Linked DNA regions of Homo sapiens: region 1 is linked to region 2. Evidence: chromatin loops called from intact Hi-C (ENCODE). Cell type or tissue: IMR-90. All regions are shown on one strand. Each heading gives the region's core, and the rest is flanking DNA. Links, peaks and the distances in the headings are about the cores only. Region 1 overlaps CALD1 (caldesmon 1). Region 2 overlaps CALD1 (caldesmon 1).

Region 1 (10,781 bases), core at 3,648-6,147, 66 kb before region 2:
TGAGTGTGGGTGGGCTGGCCATTTGTAGAGAAGACACATATACAGAAGGTCAAGACCACCTCCATAATCACCACTGCTCGTGCAGTGCTGCAATATCTTGTATAGAAGAGTACCCAATACATGCAAAGCACAGTGACCTATTTCTCTGCCATTCTTTTTTATTTTTAATCTATAAACAGCAGTAGCAATTTTATCCATAACCAGATAAAGGGTCCAGATCATTTGAAACCTTTCTTTGAACCAAAAAGTAGACAAATTGGTCAGTGTTAGAAATGCAAAATGCTTGTTTCCCAGTGCCACAAAGAAATAGCACTGGAACATAAATGCAATTTTCTCAGAAAGGCAAAATTTACTTTCTGCAGAAAGGGTGCCCCTCGAAGATGGAACAATGGCGAGAGCACACCTGGACAGGGGAGGGGCAGGAGTTCTTATTCCTGATGCAGGCGGCCCCTACTGCTGTGTTGTTCCCTATTGGCTAGGGTTGGACCACACAGTCTAAGCCAGTTCCGACTGGCTATTTTAAAGAGGGCAGGGATATGAGCCAGAGTGGCAGGGTGAGTAGTTTGGCGGGAAGGATGGTTAGAAACAGGTAACCAAAGGTGACTTAGGTCAGAGCAGGTGACCAGGGGTGATTCAGGTCAAAGCACGTGACCAGGATGAGACAGGACAGAGCAGGTGACCAGGGGAACAGATGTGAACCTACTGAATAGGACTGGTGGGAAAGTTGTTTACTGAAACTAGAAGCAAGTGGGCAGAGAGAACCAGGAAGTTAAACTTTGAAATCAAGAATTAAAAAATAAGAAAGCTGAACATACTGACATACTGATTCTTTGAAGAGAAACTGGAAGTTCACTATATTTAACACTTTGGCCTACAAACCAATAGTCACAAAATGTAAGTGCCCATTACTTTGTAGGAGAGAAGGCCTCTCTCACCAGATTGTTGATTTTTACTTTGAACGTAATTCTAACAAATGGGTGTCCTGTTACTCTTGGCTACAGCAGAACAGGGAGCGGGACCATGACAGGCAGATGCATTAATAGGTATTAGAAGAGATTTAAAAGCATCAATATTATGTGATGGAAGACATCACATAATAACTGGACCCATTTTTGGATGGGAGTCTTATCCCCTGAGGTATCACTGTTTTACAGCATGATTAAAAAACTATGTTCATAAGGACAGCTCCTAGCAATTTGAAAATGTTTTAAATGTGTTGTAATATCTGCTTTAATGAAGGCAAAGAGTTTCCACTAAATACATACACACACACACACACACACACACACACACACACACACACACACATACATATATAAAACCAAATTTAGCATCCTGGATAATTATAATGCTACATTTCCTGATAACATTGAATAAGCCAGGCATTCCTAAACTTTTGACAAATCTCAATATTCTTATGTTTATTTCCTTTGTCATTTCTGCAGAATCTTTAAAAATTGTGCCAATTATTTATTTATTTATTTATTTATTTATTTATTTATTTATTTATTTCCCAGCACTGTTTTGGATTCAGTTCCCTCAGAAAACAGTGGGATGAACTAAATAATTTCCTACGTTTCCTTGACTCCATGATTTTACAATTTACATACCCTTCCATGTTTGTTACAAAATGTAACACACACAAAAAACTTTTAACTTTCAGCTGCAAGATATATAAAAGCACACTTCTCTATAAGAAAAATAACCCTTTATGGACTAAAACAAATATTTACAGGAAACCCCAAATCTTGTTGCAAGTAAACTTCCTTAGGCTTTGGGAAAATGATAAAAGTACCAGTGAAAATATTAAACCGCAAGTGACAGAATCTCTCAGTGATCTTGGTAGGAACAAATTAAACATGCCTTGAAATCTAAATAACTGAACAACCATTCACGACTGCTCCTGAAAATAACATGGCCCTTGTGTAGGTCTTGGCATTCAGGAATTTTAACATGTCTCATTAAAAAATCACAGCCAATCTTGCTCTACAGGTGATGAAACAGAGATAAATTATCTGATGGAAATGCAAAGGAACTTAGAATTCATTTTGTTGAGCACCTGTTTTAGCATTTAACCTAGTACGTCTAGCAAAGCAAAAGGAGTGAAGGCTTTGTGTGTTCAAACGGTTCAAATGAAAAAGGTAAACTAAGGGGAATTGAGTTTGATTTACTCAATAATAGGAAACTTAAAGAATATTTCTGGAGCATCAGCACTGTTCTGGATGCTGAAGCTTCAAAGATTCAAAATCATTCCTGCCCTCAAGTGAATTGCCATTTATTGGGAGGGAAGATAGCTATGTTCAACAATAACTTTATTGAAAGGAAATTAAATTTTGGTACCCCGAACGCATTTAGACAAACGGAAAAGTCAAGCCGGGAACTGGGTCACTCAAAGCCTTCCCCTTTTAGTTCCTAAATAAGATGGCTACAAGGTGAAAAGCTACACAAGCCTCCCCCATATTTTGTCCACAAGGACATTCCTAGAGAGCTGTTAAAACTTCACCATGGCAATGCAAATGGACAGCTTATCTTTATAGGTGCAGTCACCCTGGCCCACCAGACACAAATGCATATCTGAGTGTCGCCCTACCCCATTTTGTCTGTTATCATACGTAAAATGCAGATTCCCCGCATTTTTCCTCTGCCCCCTTTGTTTATGTGATCTTATGTACAAAACACAGATTCACTTAGATGAAAATTGTGTACTTCTCAATATCCCCACCCTTTCCCCTTTAAATCTGGAGCCCTCAAAATCATCTTCAGATAAAGGCATAGACCTATCTCCCAGGCACATCCTTAACTTTGGCAAGTAAACCTCCTAAAATGATTGAGACTTGCCTCGTCATTTTCCTCGATTGACGGTACAAAGCTAGTAATAGAAGGATGGGCAAAGGTTATTAGAGTGAGAGAAGTGAGGAATGAGGAAGGTTTACAGAGGAAGGGAGCATTTGATCAGGGCCTTGCAGAACAGAAAGGAGGTCAGAAACAGGAGGGTGAGGGTATTCCCTGTGTAGGGAATAGAATGAGTCAAGAAACAGTGGTGGCTTGTATATGCTGAGTTTGGGGAGCTGTGAGTGATCTTATTTCACCGGATCAGGTACTCCTATAGTTTTTACAAATCTCGACATCCCTGTGTGCATTTCTTTTGTCATTTCTGCAGAATCTGGTAAAATTATGCCCATCATTTATTTATTTCCCCACAATGTTTTTAACATTCTCCCTGGCGGAAGTCAGAATGGGAAGAAATAGTGAAGGCATGTTGTGGAGAAATTTGAATGCTGTAGTAAGGAGAATGGACTTTATCTTCATAGGTGGGGGCTGTAGGGGGCTGGATCAGAAAGGGGAGAGAGACAGAGGCCGAGGACCAGATGGCAGGCAATGACAACCATCCCGGTGAGAGGTAATAGCTGTTGAAATCCAGGAAATGGCAGAGTAAACAGAGAAGAGAGACACAGAGAAAGGAGACTGATAGAATCATAGGCATGAAGGAGTGGAAACAAGCCTCAGGACCATGAGTTGAGAGAGAGACAGCCAGCCAGACTGGGCTCTTTTCCTAGCATCCCACGCTCTATTGCTGATCAGCTGTGTGACCCTGGGCAAGCCCTTCCTGTGCCTCAGTTTCCTCATCTGAAATGAAGGCTTTCAATGAGATCAGTGGTTTCTGAACTATTCCATGGAGACCTAGGATTCCAAGGAAGTTTTGATGAAGAGGGTGGGGAGGTGGGGTAGAAGAGGGATGAGGAGAGGGGTAGAATTGTGCAGTGGGCTATGACTGCAGAGTAGAGCGAGGATGAGGAGCTCTAGATCCCAAACCTTTTCTTTAACCAGAACATCTCCTTTATACAATAGCGTTCCCCTTAAGATTAAATTTGATTTTTTAAAAAGTTTGATAAGCACTGGACTATACAGATAACGTCTAAAGTCCCTTTGAGCTCTCCCACGTGAATAACCAACCACACTTACGGAAACTAGCTCTCCAAGAGATCTGCTAATGTAATGGACATGGGTCTTGTTTTTAGGACCCTGATGAGTTTCTCTGTTTATTTGATTAACTGTTGCACAAACGCTGGAACAACTGGAACAACAATTGTCATGCTGAATCGGTGCCAAAACTCTCAAAAATGGAAAAGATTTACTGAAAGGCCATTTGGTGTTCTAATTCTTGTGCGGTACCTTTTCCCAAGACCCAGTAAGTTTTTCAAACCTCATAAACACCAGTGTGAAAACGGCCCTTTGCATGAGAGTACAAAGACATGGCTTTGCTACCGACTGTTGTCTGCTTTGGGGTAAGTTGAGTTGCCCCTCTGGTTTCTGTTTCCCTGCCTATTGAAAGACAGCATTGCACCAAAGAGTCTAAAGGCCTCCCTTCTGGCTTTAACATTCCAGGATTTCATGATCCTAAACCCTTGGAGTCCGTTATCTGAACAATTCCCTGATCAATAGCATATGCTCTGGGTCTTGTTCTGTCTTAGTCAGATGGTCAGTATATTGAGGGCTTTGGCTGTTTACTCTAAGGATTGGGCAATGTGTGCTTTAGCCAAAATCTCTGAGCCCTGCAAATGGATCATTCTGAACGGAGGGCTAAGGTCTAAATTAACAGCAGACCTTTAGAAACACAATGCTTTATGGATTGGTATTTGAAACGGAGAAACCCGTGCCTAGGTATAAACTCCTGGCAAATGGTCCACAAACCACCATTAAAATGGAAACGAGAAAAGCCAGCGAATCAGAGCAACCATGAAGTGGAAACCAGAAAGTTTCAGACAGGTCTGAAACTCACACACTCACTGCATTCCTTTCCTGCCTGGTGTCTCCTCCTCTCCCCTCCCACTCCCACATTTTTTTTTTTTTTTTTTTTTTTACAACAATTCGTTTGTTTTTTATAAAAAAAAAAAAGAAAGGAAAAAACCAAAGAGACGAAATGAGGACTCACTGGGAGAGCGCGGCCAGGCTGCGTCTTCCATGCGATCCGGATCCACCCAGCATGTCCGCAGTTGGGAAGGGGCGGCGGGGCAGAGAGATACGGAGACCTGGCCAGGCCGGGCGGTCAGGGCGTGGGCTGGGCCCGCGGAGGGGCCATGTGATCTGTGGCTGAAATGCACGGTGCAGGATGCTCCCGTGTTCTCCCTTTGTGTTAACACGTTGGTCTGTCCCTGTGACGAAAGTCTGGGCTTGTCCTCAGCCAAATCTACTCCTCCCAACCCGTTCCCTCCTCACAGGATCATCAGAGAGCTGATTGTTATTTTTTACTGTAATCTCTCTAATAGAAGCCCATCATGTTTAGCGATCAGAGAGCACTGATTGCTTCGGGAGTTCCAGAAATGTTATTGCTGGGTAGTCAGGGCCAGGATCTCCAGTAGTTTTCCTGATGAAGACTTTATATGCTTAACTACAAATAATTTTTCCAAGGTAAGTAACTGGTCAAAGGAAAAAGACACTGATGCATTTGCTCAGCCTTTTGGAAAATAGTTGATCATGGTATTACATGCATATACAACCTAATTCTGACAAGATCAACAGAAATCAGCCCACCAAAAAGTTCATCCGGGTGCAGTTCTCAGGCTCCCATTCTGAGCTCTGTTCTCAATTAGCATTGGTGTAGGTGGCTTCCAAAGCAAACAGTTCCCACTGAGAAATCAAATCTGAGAAACTCCTCTTATCCCTTTTATCCAGGGAAGGAGCATGACATAAAAATGCAAACCAAATGAAAAGGGATGAAGAGAGATGGCCCTGCTCAGTGATGGGCTGGATGGTTCAGCATGTTTGGTGCTCACACCTCTCCAAGAAATGTGGGCAAGAGCCCTCCTGAGAACATGTTGAAACAGCAGGCCCCGTCTGCACCCATGGTACTCTGCCAGTGATCTCATCAGCCAAGCTGGGCAATGGAACCTGGTCAGCAGCGGCTTGGAAAGCAGCCAAATCCCAGTTCCTGAGGAGGGGGTGGTGTTGATTCTGTCTGGAGATGACACTCCGTCTCAGCTTGACTTATGAATATGGTTCTTCATCTCTAATGAGCACTAAACAGACTGGTATTTGGGTACCAAGCTGCTCGTGGGACTGGCTTTCTGTCAAGTGAGAACAAATCCGATCTCCACAATGTAGAGTTAAGATTATTCTCTTGGTAAACAGCAGGAGAAGCAGTCAACTTCACACATTGAGAGCGCTTTCACGGAATGAAAGAGATCTTTGAGATCTGCGGCTTCATGTCACACGCAGACAAGGACACCAAAGCACAGAGCATTTAGACAACTCACCCAATGTCATGGAGCTGAACTGCATCTACTACTCTTGTGTTCAACTTAAAGTTTAATTGGGTTAGGTTAAGTGGTCTCCACTTTAGCTAGAACATTTTGGTTGTTTTCTTGCTTAAATACTATGCGGTCATCAGAGTCGTAGTTTATAGGCCAGGCGAGGTGGCTCATGCCTGTAATCCCAGCACTCGGGGAGGCTGAGGCAGGTGGATCAAGGTCAGGAGTTTGAGACCAGCCTGGCCAACATGGTGAAACCCCGTCTCTACTAAAAATACAAAAATTACCCGGGCTTGGTGGCAGGTGCCTGTAGTCCCAGCTACTTGGGAGGCTGCGGCAGGAGAATTGCTTGAACCCAGGAGGCGGAGGTTGCAGTGAGCTGAGATGGCGCCACTGCACTCCAACCTGAGCGACAGAGTGAGACTCCATCTCAAAAAACAAAAAACAAAACAAAACAAAAAATGAAGTCATAGTTTATAGAGTAAATACAGTTTAATAAACTTAAAGTTAATTATCTCTATATATCATTATGTATATATGCATTTAAATATCTCTGATTACACATATGATCACCGAACATATATTGATGAAAGTAGCACATAAGACACCCATAAAAGTAGAGATACATCTGCCTTCACACAAGAGGACTTAAATATACACTGACTTGTCCTGAGTTTCTCGCTCTAGAACTGAGACAGAAACATGTATCGAGGCATTCTGCTGCTTCTCTTTCTACCGAATTTTGCCCAATTAATTTTTTCCCTTCAATTACTTACAAAAGTCGGTGGTTTTCTATGGTAGGTGGAATAACGTTTCCCGCAAATCTCCAGAACCTGAGAACATGTTAATTTGCGTGGCAAAAGGGACCTTGTCGATATGATGAAATTAAAGGCATAGAGATGGGGAGAGCATCCTGGATTATCCAGGTGTGCTGGAATGAATCACATGGCTCTTTAAAATCAGAGACCCCTTTCCAGCTGTGGTTAGAGGAGCTTATCTGTCAGGGTGGGCAGACAGACTGGTGATGGCTTTGAAGATGGAGAGGGGGTCCAAGAGCCTGGGAATGTGACTTCCTCTAGAAGCTGGAAAAGGCAAGGAAATGGATTCTCCCCTGGAGCCTCCAGGAAGGAATACAGCCCTGCTGACACCTTGATGTTAGCCCAGTGAGACCTGTGCCAGACATCTAACCTATAGAACTGTACAGAATAAGTTGTGTCGTTTAAAGCCACCAAGTTTCTAGTTATTTGTCGCAGCCATGCGAGAAAGCTATCACCTCCTGATTCCCTCCTCCCCAGCCCCCCACGCCAATTCTGAGGTGACAGGTATGGTTTTGGCATATTCAGAATAGGTTCATAAAATGGAAAAACCTAGAAAAAAAAATTGTGGTTCTTTCTGGCCAGTATTCTCCATGGAGGAGAGCAAGAATTTAGTAGTCTTCCACTCATGTGCAGAATCCATGTACAGAAAGTGTGCTAATTGCCAGCTGTACACAGGATGTCCACCAGGCTATTTCCCTAATTGCCAAAAGAGGGAAAGGGAAACAGCGCGCACCCTCCTTTGTTATTAGGGGCATGCATTTGGGAAGCAGCTGTCTGTCTTCAGTTTGTGATAGTAAAACCCAGTGGTGTTATAGCTCATGCTACCTGGTAGGGTACTGACATGGGAAGAGTGAAGAGAGAAGTGAGTCTTGGACCTGGTTCAGACACTCTCTGGGAAGAGGAAGAACACAAAGGCCAATGAAAGACAGGCAACGCGGGAAGACGCATAGAGATAACAAGTGAATCATGAGCTGAGAGCAGGGCTGGGCTAGGCAAGTGCTTCCAAGAGTCCTCTGAGACCTGGTGCCTGGGGCTGGAGAGGCAAGGTAAGAGGATTGAGAAATAACAATCTAAAGGTTATTTGTGCACAGTGTTCTGGTCCTGCAGAGACCTACAGGCCTGTGTGCTTTCACTGCATAGCAGAGAATGGTACCCAGTGTCCAGCTGCCAGAACTGGTGTCTCTGAGAAGTGAACTAATGACTATTCATTGGCACCATGAACAAGTGGGCCAGTCATCCTTCAGCAAGATAATAGGTATCATGAATTTGATGATGCTTCAGGACTCTTACTAGGAAAAATGAAAGTCTGGGCCATTCTGAGATTACTCATAGTATCCTTTGTTTCTGGACACTTTATTGTTTAATTTTTCATCAAAGAGATTCTGGGCTGGGAAGGTTTGAGGGAGGTCAGACTGTAATAGAAAGGAACAGCTCCCACCACAGGGTGGTCCTTTATTAAGAAAATATGATTTTTTAAAAATAACTTTACTTCATGGAGGTGGGAGACCGGACCACAAGATCTGTTCCAGACTTTAGAGTCTGCAGCAGTTGTTTAAGAACAGCTTCTACCTTGAAACAATTCCCTAGGGAAGAGAGGTATGTGGGAAGTGCTGTGCATATGCCCTAATGCGCTTATGACACACATGCACACACATACACACACATACAGACACACATGCACACACAGGCACACACACATACACGAATGCATGCATATGCACACATGCACACACATACACATGCGCACACATACACATGCACACACATACACACGCAGGCACATAGAGACACACATGCACACACAGGCAAACACATATACGCATGCATGCATATGCACACATGCACATACACATACACACACATGCATGCATACGCACACATGCACACACATACAGACATGCATGTACACACAGGCACACACATATACACGCATGCATGCATACGCACACATGCACACACATAACATGCACAGAGCCATTCACTTACTATGGAAACACATAAACCTAAGGGAAATCTACCACTAGGGAGGCAACAGTTCGAGTAGTACAAAGGGGACGTTTGAAAAGGCTGTTGGAGATAAATTTTCTTATGAAGAAATTCATAGGCTCTGTACTCTTAGAACTAGGCAAAAAATCTTGCCTAGACAGCTGTTCCCCCACCCCAAGGTGAACAGGAATGTAGGTAAAGGAGTTTACATATTCAAAGGCAGCATCTCTTTCCTCCTTTCTGTTGGCCTCTCATAGTTTTCCCCTCATAGACGACGGCATCTCCCATCCCCTGCCCCTGCCATGGCGTTGAACGTGTTCACTTAAACTATATTGCTCTGTCATGTCCTGTGATCTTGAATGCAGGAGCTGCTGTGGAAAAATCACAGTTTACTCCTCATCCTAGTCTTCCAGTGGTTCTTCACCAGCGTCTTCATGGCCTGTGCTGATACACGTTTCTTAATTATTCTTTGCCTCATCTGTCTCTAGGCCTGTAATAGGGGCTTGGGTTGTGACACTGTCTTATTGCCCTTATAATGGTGAGCATGTAGTTTTATTTTGTCCCAGCACATTCCTTTTTGCTTTGCTTCGCGTAGCACTATTGGAATGTTTACTACAAGCAAGTCATTGCACTAAGTGCTGTGGGGGATGCAAAGATAAGAAGGGCAGTCCTAAAGGGAGATAAGACATGTATACAAAAATTCTATTATAAGACAGAAAGTGAACAGTACTCTGAAAGCAGTAGAGCTAAAGAACTATACTTCAGTAGGTGACATCCTGTGATCAAGGTCCCAGTGTTTAATCACTCTCACGCTCAATTTATCCTGTTATCGAACTAGATTTCCTGTTGCTGAAATAGAAACCTACTTATCTCTAGGAGGGCCACAGGTATTAAGTCATCCTTTAGTCTCGTCTTTTCTAGGCTAGACGCCAATGCCTATTTTCCATCCTTTTAATATCAGCCTGACTATAACAACTCTTCAAACGGGAAACCAAAATTGGACATAATAAAAGCTGACCAAGGCCTGGCTGAAGTCCCAGTGCTTCCTGCCACGTTCCTGTTAACACATCCTAACATCATTTTCACATTGATAATAGCATCTCTTAGAGAGATCATTCATTCAGTTTTGTGCTATATCCAGGGTTTTTGCTTTTTCTTTTTTCTTCTCCAAATGAATTGCTTTGTAAGTCCTATGCCCACTCTTACTCCTTTTGCTTCTCTGAATTCTAGTGGTTCTTTAAGAACCAGTTCCAGGCCTTACCTCTATGAAGTCTTCCTGGATTTGACTTTATTTCTTTCTAATTTATCTTGTTAGGGAGAGAGAGACCAGAAAGCTTGAGCCCACTCTTGTTTGCATGTTATTTGGGAAATAATTATGTTGCAATGTATGAGTCAGCTCCTCCAGCCAACTTGCTGTGAGACTCCCTGTTTCTGTTTAAACTGTCTTGCACCAATTACTTAGGCCGACTCTCTAAGCTCTTTTTAAAATCCAGGGTTTTTTAAACAACTGGACTATTTTCTTTTCCTGAAAAGTTTCTATCTGAAAAGGATCATGCCTCTAACTCCTTTCTGCCCTCCAACTTGAAACATATCTTTAAAACAATAAACGGTGCTTGGAAATAGCAGGGCTCTAACAATTTCTTGAATGAATGGTGGCTGGTGCACATCTACAAAATTCTGGTTCTGGTCTCGGTGAAAACGATAATAATAATACCTGCTTTATATAATT
Region 2 (10,781 bases), core at 3,560-6,059:
AGTTACAGTAAATAACAGGAAGACAAAATGGTAAAGACTTCTATTGTCATTATTCACTGCCAAGATTATAGAAGCACCAAAAAAAATATATTGCCTTTAAAAATCTGGTTTGAGATCATATCCTTCTCAGGGACATGGATGGAGTTGGTGGCCATTATCCTTAGCAAACTAACGCAGGAACAGAAAACTAAATACTGCTTGTTCTCACTTATAAGTGGGAGTTAAATGATGAGAACACATGGACACATAGAGGGGAACAACACACACTGGGGCCTATTGGAGGGTTGAGGGTGGGAGGGGAGAGAGGATTAGGAAAAATAACTAATGGGTACTAGGCTTAATACCTGGGTGATGAAATAATCTGTATAACAAACCCCCGTGACACACATTTACCTGTGTAACAAACCTGCACATCCTGCACATGTAGCCCTGAGCTTAAAAATTAAAAAAAAAATAAAGATCTAATTTTTAAGATTGACTGATGCCTTGATAAATGAGATAATTCAAAGGTGTAGCAAATTAAATTATTAAAATCAACTGCATTATATTTGGACACACACAGAGGAAGGGTGAAGAAAGAATAAATTCTACGAGTGAGATAACACACATCATAGTAGAGCCTCTGGTGGTTTGAGAAAGCCTGTTAAGGAAATATCAACAGTGGATTTAATGCTTAGGGTGCAAGCATTCTGAAGATGGGTGTTAAGCTTTATACTTTTGTTTCCTCTCTATAACTCACAAAAAGTTCCACCACTACTCCCTGGCCCCTTTTTTTTTTCCTCAGCAAACAGGACAGAATTGAACACAGTCCTTGTTTCCCAAGTTTTTCCCATCTTAGCAAATGACACCAATATTTACCTGGTTGCTTAAGCTCCGGACTTGGGAATCATTTCATACACTTCCTCCTTCCTCATCTACCGTTACTCCCTCTACAGTAAATTACTAAATCCAGGTGATTCTCCCTTCAGGATATTTGCCTAAAATGGTTCATTTATCTTCATTATTGTTGCTGTCACTCAAATCCAAGCCACCATCATCTCATCTGGACTCTTCCTCCCAACTGGTCTTTCTGTTCTATCTTCCAGCCATCTGCAAACAATTACCCTTTTAAAAACATAAATCTAATCATGTCACTCCCATGCTTAAAACATTTCAGTAGCTTCATAGTGCATCTAGAATACAGATCCAACTCTTCCCATGGCCTACAATGTCGTGTATAATCTAGCTCAGCCTGCCTCTCCAGCTTCCTCTTGTGCCTCTCTCTTTTGTGATCCAGTCACACAAGCTTGCTTTCAATTTCTTGCATGGATCTAGAGCTTACTGGCCACAGAGACCAGAAATGAGTCCCTCACCATTACCTAATGACAAAGGCATACTTCTTACTTGGATAATTCTTAACCTTTCTTAAACCCACAAAGTCAAAGTTGGAATAGTACTAAATAATTGCAACACCCTGAAAACACCAATTTTTGTGTTACAGTACAATCAGATGATAACGTTTTCACGTATCCTATCCATTTATTGCCAAGGTATTGTAAATTAAAATTTGTTGCATTAGACATAGAGTTTTAAGATGTTACTTCCACGTCATTCTCTGTTGTAAGTCTCTGCTCTTTGTCTTCATGTACAATCACAATTTGCAATGATATTTATGTTTGGTTACTTATGTATTTAATATCTGTCTTTTCTACTAGACTGAAATCTCCATGAGGATGTATTTATTGTGTTTACTAATGATTCCTCAGCACTTTGCAGTTGCCTGCCATTTAGTAGTCACTCAATAAATATACATGGAATGAATGAATGGCCAACATGTATCTTGAAATAAAAATATTTCAAAAGAGTATCTAATGATAAGATGGGGGGGGAGCTTTATAGATTTATCATCTATTTGCAAAGATGAGAATAAGAGCTCCTAATTAAGAGCTTGGCACTTGCTAAGTGCTCAATATTCTGAATAAAAGAATGAATATATAGATGAATAATTATTAGCTGTCAAAGCAGAATATGATAAATCTAAATGAAAAGCAGATAACTGTATCAGAGCAACCAGGGGCAGACCTAAAAGCTATTTTCTCTGCTGCTACTTTTCTCCAAGTGTTGTAGTTTGAAAAACAGAAGGCTTATAATATGCTTTTTTGGTAATAGTTGAATCATGCATTATCTCATTGGATTTTCCTAAGAATCCTATGATATAGGTAGTATATCATCCCCCATTTGACAAACAATGAAATTAAGCCCAGTGTCTAGGATTACTCAGAATGTAGTGAATCCAGAGCTCAAATGCTGGGTTTCTAACCCACGAGATTAAGCAACGAGAACAACATTGGACAATTATGGAACAGATGATGCAGTTTTGTTCTGATTTCCTCTCCTATATCTGTGTTAAGGTTGGCTGGGCTTTTAAAAAATTGATTGAGTCTTTCAATAAGAAGCAAGCAAATACCCAAATCTCTCCAAGTCTTCCAGCTTAAAAATCTGACTTTGGTCTAGCTGCGATTCCGAATTCTTTTTGGATCAGTGAATTTTTATTTTTCTTTCCAGCCACATTTAAAAATATACTCTGAGCCACATTTGTCTCTATTGCTTTTAAACCAGTGAGAAAATGCTCTCAAGAAAACTGCCTTGGTGCAGAGGACCTACTCATACACCAGCCGCGATATTGGCTTATTTCCATATAACCTAATATGGTTAAGAAAATGTTTGACTGGAACAGAGTGAGGATTGCCAAACTTAACAACTTTTTAGTAAGAAAAGTGCCACAGAGTCCTCTGTTTAGACATAGTGTGATTTCAGTTCACATGCAGTGCTTATCTGTTCACATCAACGAAACCAAAGTTGTATTTCTATGCAGTAACAAAAGCCAGACACCTGCCCCCTTTGCCCAGTCACAGGCAAGATGAATAAATACAAGCTGCTCAGAAAGGCTCTTGGTGATAGTCTATTGAATATGTTGCCCTTGTTGGGTTATAAAAACTAAGTGACCTGGGGATATCCAATTCAGATTCTGTAGACGGTCCTGAGTTTGTGTTAAATCCGGTAGCTTTAAACAGAAGAATGAATGAAAAAAGTCATCTCTATCTGAACCTCAGTCCATCGTGGACCCTCCATCACCTTCCCCAAATAACACCTTTGACTGACATTTCTGTTTATTCTGACTCTCAGCACTCTGATAAATTTGGAATATCATGTGATGTGATATGGTCCTCACTCTTTCCTGTGCCTGGGCCATTGCCGTTGTCATCTGGCCAAGTCCAGAAAGGCTTTTAAAGTCAGGCAGATCTGGGTTTGAATTCTGGATTGTGCCACTTTCTTACTGGATGACTTTGGCAAATTGTTTATTTGCTCCATTGAAAAGTGGAGAATGCCTACCTTGCATGGTTGTTGTGAGAGGGAAATGGGGTAACGTGTATAACAGTATAGAACCTGGTATGGAGAAAAAGCTCAGCAAATGGCAAAAAATGCCCATTTTCTGTTTTTACTCTCTTCCTAATCTTACTACATTCTGGAAAATAGTGCTGGATTCATTTTCCCAACTAAGAATGTAGCAAATGAATACCCATTGGCTCCTGACATTGTCCTGGTCCACTGAGATAGGGAGATCTGCCTAAGATTTCAGCCTGGGCCAAGTTAAAGAAAAACTAATGTCAAAACTTCTATTGCTTCTTAGAGTTACTAAGGGCATAAGCCCAGGGTAGATAACTATTGTATTTTGTTTACATAAATATCCTGACCTTGCTTTGTGGTTGTAAAAGTTGAATGGCCCTGTCCACTCCAAAATCACATGGGAGAGAATTAAGGCAAAGAGCTAAAGAGTTAATTTTTTTCTCAAATTAAAATATTTAATTTTGAGCTGTGATCCAGTGTGGGCTGCATTTTAATGCCCTTCTATCACCATAAACCATTCATCAAAGTCTGTTAAATGCAGCAGCTTTGTGGGAATGAAGAAAAAAAGAACTTTTCCATGCTCAGAGTTAAGCAGGTAGAGGTTGGACTGAGGAGGTAAATGGGTGACTGGAATTTGGAGCAGGAGGTGACAAAAATATAAGGCATCCCACCACCTTATCTCTTTCTTGGGGATTCTCAGAAATATTGAGATGGAGGCCCCAATTATTTTATTTGGATCTGAAATGAAAGAATAATCCAGGAACAATTTGGGCATATCCAGGTTTCATACTTAGGAACAATGAACCAACAATACAAAACCAATATTATCAGTAAAATGTCTGTTATCATGATAGTTTAGGGAATTCAGGCAACAGTGTTCGTGGTAAAAGACCTCAATTTTAAGTCATGGTGACACTACTAACTTGCTTTGTGACCTCAGGCAAGTCACAAACTCTGCAAATTGGGTCTCCTAAACTGTAAAAAGTTGAAGAATGGACTAGAAAAGCTCCGGTGTGTGTTGATTAGGTGGGCTGGAGTACTTAGGAGATGCTTCAGGAAGATGATTGGCACTTAAAGAGTTAAGATTTGGATAACTAGAAAGGAGGTGTGAGAATATTTCAAACATGACGAAGGAGCAACATCAGCAGAACAGAAATACATCAGTTGTGGTCATGGGCAGCTGTGCTCGTGGGTGAGTACATTCAAAAGCCTGCCTGGGAGGGTGGGAGAAAGCAGGAATGTTGACCGGGTCCTTGGATATCAGTTTTGTACTTTATTCTTTGGAGCAGACAATAGAATAATAAAATTATCCTTATATAGAGAATTTAAAAATGCTAGTTTTGTTCACCCCTCTTTAATTTAAAATTTTTAAAGTAAACAGTAGTTTGGGGAGATTTTGAGACTAAGTTTTTTTTATATAAACAGTAGTTTGGGAAGATTTAAAATCAGTTTACAGGATGGAATGATACTTGAAAGGGCTAAACTAGAGTGTGTAGGTAAGTTTGGAGATTCTTGAAACCTGAATTAAGATGGTGTTGGTGAAACTGAAGGAAAACATAGCCTGAGACATTGAGAAATGTGCATGTATTTCTCCCCGGCATACCCAGGGCTCCTCTGGTCAGTCTGTACAGGGATCTACCCTCAGTTGCAATGCCCTGAGCTCTGACCCCTGGGTCTAAAAATTGAGCTATTAATGACCAATAAATCATTTGGGAGGTTAATCTACAGGAAGGGTCAAAACAATTTTTTATTGTAAGTATAAAATGACCTTGGGTTATTATGTGATGTAATATTTTACATTAATTGCATAATTGAATATAATTTTGCAGATTATACCAACCAACAATGAACTCTAAATGACTTCACCAAAAGGGAAATCTTCACATTTTTTCTGGGAAAATATACATAAGATATCTATAAATCCAAAAGTTAGAGTATAAAATTATCCTTATATAGAGAATTTTAAAATGCTAATTTTTCTCACCCCTCTTTAATGCTTAGATATTTTATAGCAATTTAAAGACCTTAAATTACCCTAATCACTTATAAAAATAAATGCTTGGAAAGAGGAAATCCAAACTTAAATTTATAGTTAACAAAGCAAATTTATTTTAATGCGGGTACATTACATTCTCTTAACAACTCTGCCCTGGAATGAGACAGAGCTGGAAGTGAAGTTCAGGTCTACCCAAATGTATGACTCCATCTGTTTTCTAATAAACTTGGCCATCATCTTATAAATGTTAATTACCTTACCCCTTTTCCCATGCTCCTTTTCCTATCCCCCTTTCTCCCCACTTTATCTAAATCTTAAAGCTTTGAAGTGATCATTTTAGGTCAAATAATAGAAAAACCTCTTTCCATTATAAGTATTAAACACTTGGAATCTATTACTTTCAATGCTGGTACCATGATAAAAATGTGCATAGGTTCAAGAGTAGTTTAGAGATGTTACTGCATAATAGATATTTAAAAGCCTCTGAAGGAAAGGTAGTATTCTTAAAGTCTCAGAGAATAACACAAATTCCAACAACAGTCTCTTCTTGCCATCATCAGAGACATCAGGCCCTGGAGCTCAGATCTGACCAAGTGACGTATATCTCTAGTTCTAATATTCTTTAACAGCGTAATATAATGGGTGTCAAATATTCTTTTAACCCTTCTGTTGAGAAGTTATCATCACAATAGAAAATGAAAAAAAGCAGAAAACTCCGTATGTACAATTGAGGGGGAACTGGGAAAAAATTACATTTATTGTAGGCCAATTGTGTATCAAATGCCACAGTATCTATTTAATGTCCCAAACATAGCACAAGGTCAGTGTTTGTTCTCTCCATTTATAGAAAAGAAAAATGAGGCTTGAAAGGTTAAGAGAAACTTTTCAAGCATCAGATAGAGGTGGAAGAGTTGAAGCTAGAATGCAGATCTTAACCAATCCTTCCACCACTCCAAAGAGAAACTCTTATTAAAGAAGAAGAGGAAGAAGAAGAAGAAGGAGAAGGAGAAGAAGGAGAAGAAGGAGGAGGAGGAAAGAAAAGTAAAGATTGTCCAGTCATACAATTATTTCATTCACTGTTGTTTGAATAGAGCAATTGATATCTTAAATCAATCTGATCAACTGCACAAAAATGGTTGGATTATTTAGAAGATTTGATTGAAAACCAGTTGTTTCAGCGGTCATGTGTAGACCTGGACTTAATAAATGACCACCTTTGAGTCCCCCAGCTGAAAGAGAACAAAAGAACCCAGAGGCAAATCAATGGCAAATTGCCACCCCAAACAAATTGCAGTATGTAAGTTCTGAAACTTGAATTACCCTTCAAGGATTAAAGTTCAAGACTGTGAAAAATTAAAAATGTTGCCTAGCCTAGGAAATAGCATATGAATCAAAAATCTCATTAGTAAGCTTAATGGCACTCCTAATCTTCTACTTTCATGACATCTAAACTGTTTTGTTATTCTTAATGGACCAAATCCCCCTTCTGGTAATGTTCTGAAAATTCTATTTTTGTGGCAATTTAAAAAATCATATGGCATGTTCTTTATATTTGGTTTATGTAGGAGTTAAGACCACTTCAAACATACTTTTCTTTCTTTGTCAGATGGCTATTTAATATTGTGTCATTCACTTGTTGAAATAAAAGTAAGTTAATCTGCAGAAATACATGAACACCCCAAAAGGATTGAATTGTATGTTTGAGAAATGATATATTTTTTTCAAAGTCAGACATCAAAGGCTCCATATTCCAGAAAGTTTATTTTGAGAAGCTTCAGTCAAAACAGTTTGGGAACTATGAAATGAGTCATTTTTTCTTGAAGAAATGTAACTTTGTCTATTCCCACTGCATTTTTGGTTTGGTAGGAGACATCTTTATTCCACAGGATTTTAAAAGCATGTTTAAGATTCCATAGGTTTAGTATTACATCACTAATGGTTCCTAATGAGATCCAGGCAATAGCAAGACGGGGGGAAAAGAACACACAAAGGCTGAATTCTACAACACCAAGCACCATGTAAAATGTGGAAAAATCTCCATGCTTTATCTATTGCTGAAGCTATCTGGATAAAAAGGGGGCAATTCATATTCAATCAACCAGACATGTGGATGACATGATACCCAATGTTTGGCTCTTCACAACCAGTCATCTAACAGGCTGAATTCTTTACTTTTCACGCAGATGTTTGCTGCCCTGTGGGTACGGTCAAAATGAACCATGTAAATATCGAGATATTTTATTCATCCCATTCAGTGCTTCGGGCCTTAGCTACTTGTTTGGCTTTGTTCTCATAGGCATCTTTTAGATGAAAATTACAGAAATTTTCCTTTTGAGATGATATGTACGTACATATAGAGGCATACATCTTCCCCAAGCTTCCAGCAATTTTGCATTTTAAGGGGGCATGTGGAGGGACAGGTGGGGTGGGCAGGGTGACCCACGGAGAAGTCATTTTTCTACAGACCTATTCACCAATTTCATCTTAAGGCAATTCCACATTGTTGACTTGAGTACAGAGCTTCTACATGTAAAGTACTAAACTAGTTACAGTGGAGAGGCAGGGATAAATTAAAGCATAGTTTCTGCTTTCAAGGAACACATGATCTAGCCAGGGAGATAGAGGCAACTAACTATATCGCCAAATAGAACATAGAGTGTAGAAATATAATAGAAAAATGCAATGAATGAAAACCATACTTAATTCTCTTCAAATGAAGTAGAATAAGTTGTCTGAAGATTTGGGGAGGAAGTTTGAAAAGGAGATGGTAAGATGAGAGGTTTTAGAAATTTAAAATATTTTTATACAAGGAAGTATCAATGCCTTATTTACAGTGAGTGTTAGCATTCACTCAGAAAACAACTACAGAATATGTTTGAGATTCCAGGATTATGTTAGACAAGTTAGTATTTTTTTAACAAATGCATAACTTATTAAATTTTGTCGTTTCTTATGAAAAATCACTATATTCTGAATTCAACTGAAGAATAAAATTTGTAGATAGATACAAATGTCTTTCTTGTTTGACAAGTGAACTGATCAATTCATATCTTGTTCAGACAAGATATGATTCTAGAAATTCTAGAAAGTTTCCCTTCATCCCATTTACTCATTATCATTCACCAAATAAAGCAGAAATAACATTTTCTCACACATCTGGTAAACCTCTTTTGGGCCTAGGCATTGGCCCAAATAAAAGATAGCCAGCAGTCCCTCATGAAACAGAAAATTCTAGAAATAAAAATGTCTGATTTCTCTTCAATATATAACCTTAACTTAGCAAGCAGTCTCGTGCCCAAGATAATATAGACCTGTCCAAGGGTTGGCACTGTCTCCAAGAATTGGGTGATGTGCCACAAAGTTGTCAGCTGTTTTGTGATTTTAGACTCAATAGTTTTATTGAGACTTACCCCTATAAGTTTCTGGCCAACAAGAGAGGTCGGTGTGCCACAATTGAACGAATGCTTTAAAGAATTAATTGTTAAACCTTTGAAAGAAAAAAGGAAATCATAGATAGAAATGAAGAGAGAGAGAGTCAACTATCTCTCTCTATAAACATCTATCTCTTTTATTAAAATGTTGTTGACTCTTGGCGGGGCACAGTGGCTCACGCCTGTAATCCTAGCACTTTGGGAGGCCGAGGTGGGCAGATCACGAGTTCAGGAACCGGAGACCAGGTTGGCCAACATGGTGAAACCCCATCTCTACTAAAAATACAAAAATTAGCCAGGTGTGGTGGTGCGCACCTGTAATCCCAGCTACTCAGGAGGCTGAGGCAGGAGAATCACTTGAACCTGGGAGGCAGAGGTTGCAGTGAGCCAAGATTGTGCCATTGCACTCCAGCCTGGGTGACGGAGCGAGACTCTGTCTCAAAAAAAAAAAAAAAATGTCGTTGACTCTTTTAAAAAGTTAACCCCAAAAAAGTATAAAGAACATTAAAAAAAATCACCTATATCTAGCACTCAGAAATAAATTGTTAACATTTGGTGAACAAAATTCTGGATATCTCTAAAATTATAAAAATAGATGGATAGGTAGAAATAGTTTTATAAATGTAGTCTAATATTTAGAAATATTACTTACAATAATTTAACAAAGAGAAACAGCTTCAATGATAGAAGTTGATGAACTAAAGATAAATGTTTCTTTACAATGAGATATGGGTTTTTAAAAGTTAAAATTATGAAAAAAACTAAAAGACTGGGCTTGTTGTTGTTTTAACTACAGATATTATCACTAGACATTATCTGAATCCCTACTATAAAGCATAGGGAAATTTGTACACTTACTTTTTTTCTTACAGTCTCTTTCTTCTCTATTTAAAAAATTATATTATTATTTTACATTGCCAAGGTATGTAACATTTACATGGTGTAATCACAAATTCCAACAGTTGCTTAGCTTTCATTTTATAATTGAGTCAGTTACGCATAAACGTAATCTAAGTTTAATAGAAAACAACTGCATTCTAGCCTCTAAGGGGAAGTAAATAGTTTGCATCATTTTTCTCCTCCCCTCTCCTTCACTGTTTACTGTGGTTTCATGTTACCATTAAAATTTTTCTAAGGAATGTATCCCTTTGTCCATATGTTATATTGTTAGTCTTTTAAAAAATCTTTTAAAATGATGGAAATGCTAATATATATTTTGAAGTCAACACTTCCTACAGTCCACGACCACCCCTTGCTACCCACCATGTCCCCTAGAATAAAATATTTGACCAATATGTCAGAGTATCACATAGATTTTTCCTTTGAAATTGGGCATCTAGCATTTATGGAAAATCTCATTTTAAAAGAGATTAATTTTTAAATGATATTAATTACTAAAGGTGCAAGGTAGTCCTTCAGAACATCTCAACATTTGTAGTGGGTAAAGTGTAGACAGAAAGACTTCTTCCAGGAACAGTGAAAATGATTTTTCTCCTTGTAATATGACGTTACTTCAAATATTTTGTATATCTTATAATGCTGTCTGGATAAGATCACCCAACATCTAGACTTTCAAGTATCTTTCAGCAGCTTTTAGACCGGAAGCATTTTATCTGGTGGATTAAATGTGTTCCACCAACTTCTACCCATGACAGATTTCTCCTAGATTTTATTTTTCACCTTTTTGACAACATACAACTGAATATTTTACCATGGAAACCAACAGATTCAGGAGTAAAATGTCTCCAGGGGCAATTTTAAGCATAGCTTTTAGGTCATTGTCCATCTATACGTACAAGATCATAGATCTGTCAGTTTAATCTTCTTACAATGTAGACAGACCACCCTCATCATTATGGGCTGAAAATTACACTGAGAATATGTCTTAGAAGTTTCTGGTTACCATCTGTGTAGACATGAACTCAAAATTCTCTCTTAGATCTGAATTTCCATGAAAATCCAACTAA

The links. Hi-C counts contacts between places; a loop is a spot of excess contacts. Peaks named below come from ENCODE experiments on the same cell type or tissue, not always from the same donor. Only the 100,000 strongest peaks of a DNase experiment are listed, where the experiment ranks them.
Region 1: it touches region 2 in a loop (1.9-fold over the local background); 8 of 110 quality-filtered maps call a loop at or near these places.

The regions. Positions count from the first base shown.
Region 1 is chr7:134,885,826-134,896,606 of GRCh38, reverse strand. The region is part of intron 3 of CALD1 (caldesmon 1); the gene reads right to left. Among named protein-coding and RNA genes, the nearest start is that of AGBL3, 95 kb to the left of the region's middle. In IMR-90, for the core only: no CTCF peak of the experiment used is centred there; DNase peaks (open chromatin) are centred at 4,786 and 5,166; H3K4me3 peaks cover 1,370 bases; H3K27ac peaks cover 2,223 bases.
Region 2 is chr7:134,820,074-134,830,854 of GRCh38, reverse strand. All of the region lies in intron 1 of CALD1 (caldesmon 1), which reads right to left. It overlaps LOC124901750 (a long non-coding RNA gene), which reads left to right. Exons shown (of 2, transcript XR_007060537.1): 1 at 1-10,781. Among named protein-coding and RNA genes, the nearest start is that of CALD1, 46 kb to the right of the region's middle. In IMR-90, for the core only: no CTCF peak of the experiment used is centred there; a DNase peak (open chromatin) is centred at 4,544.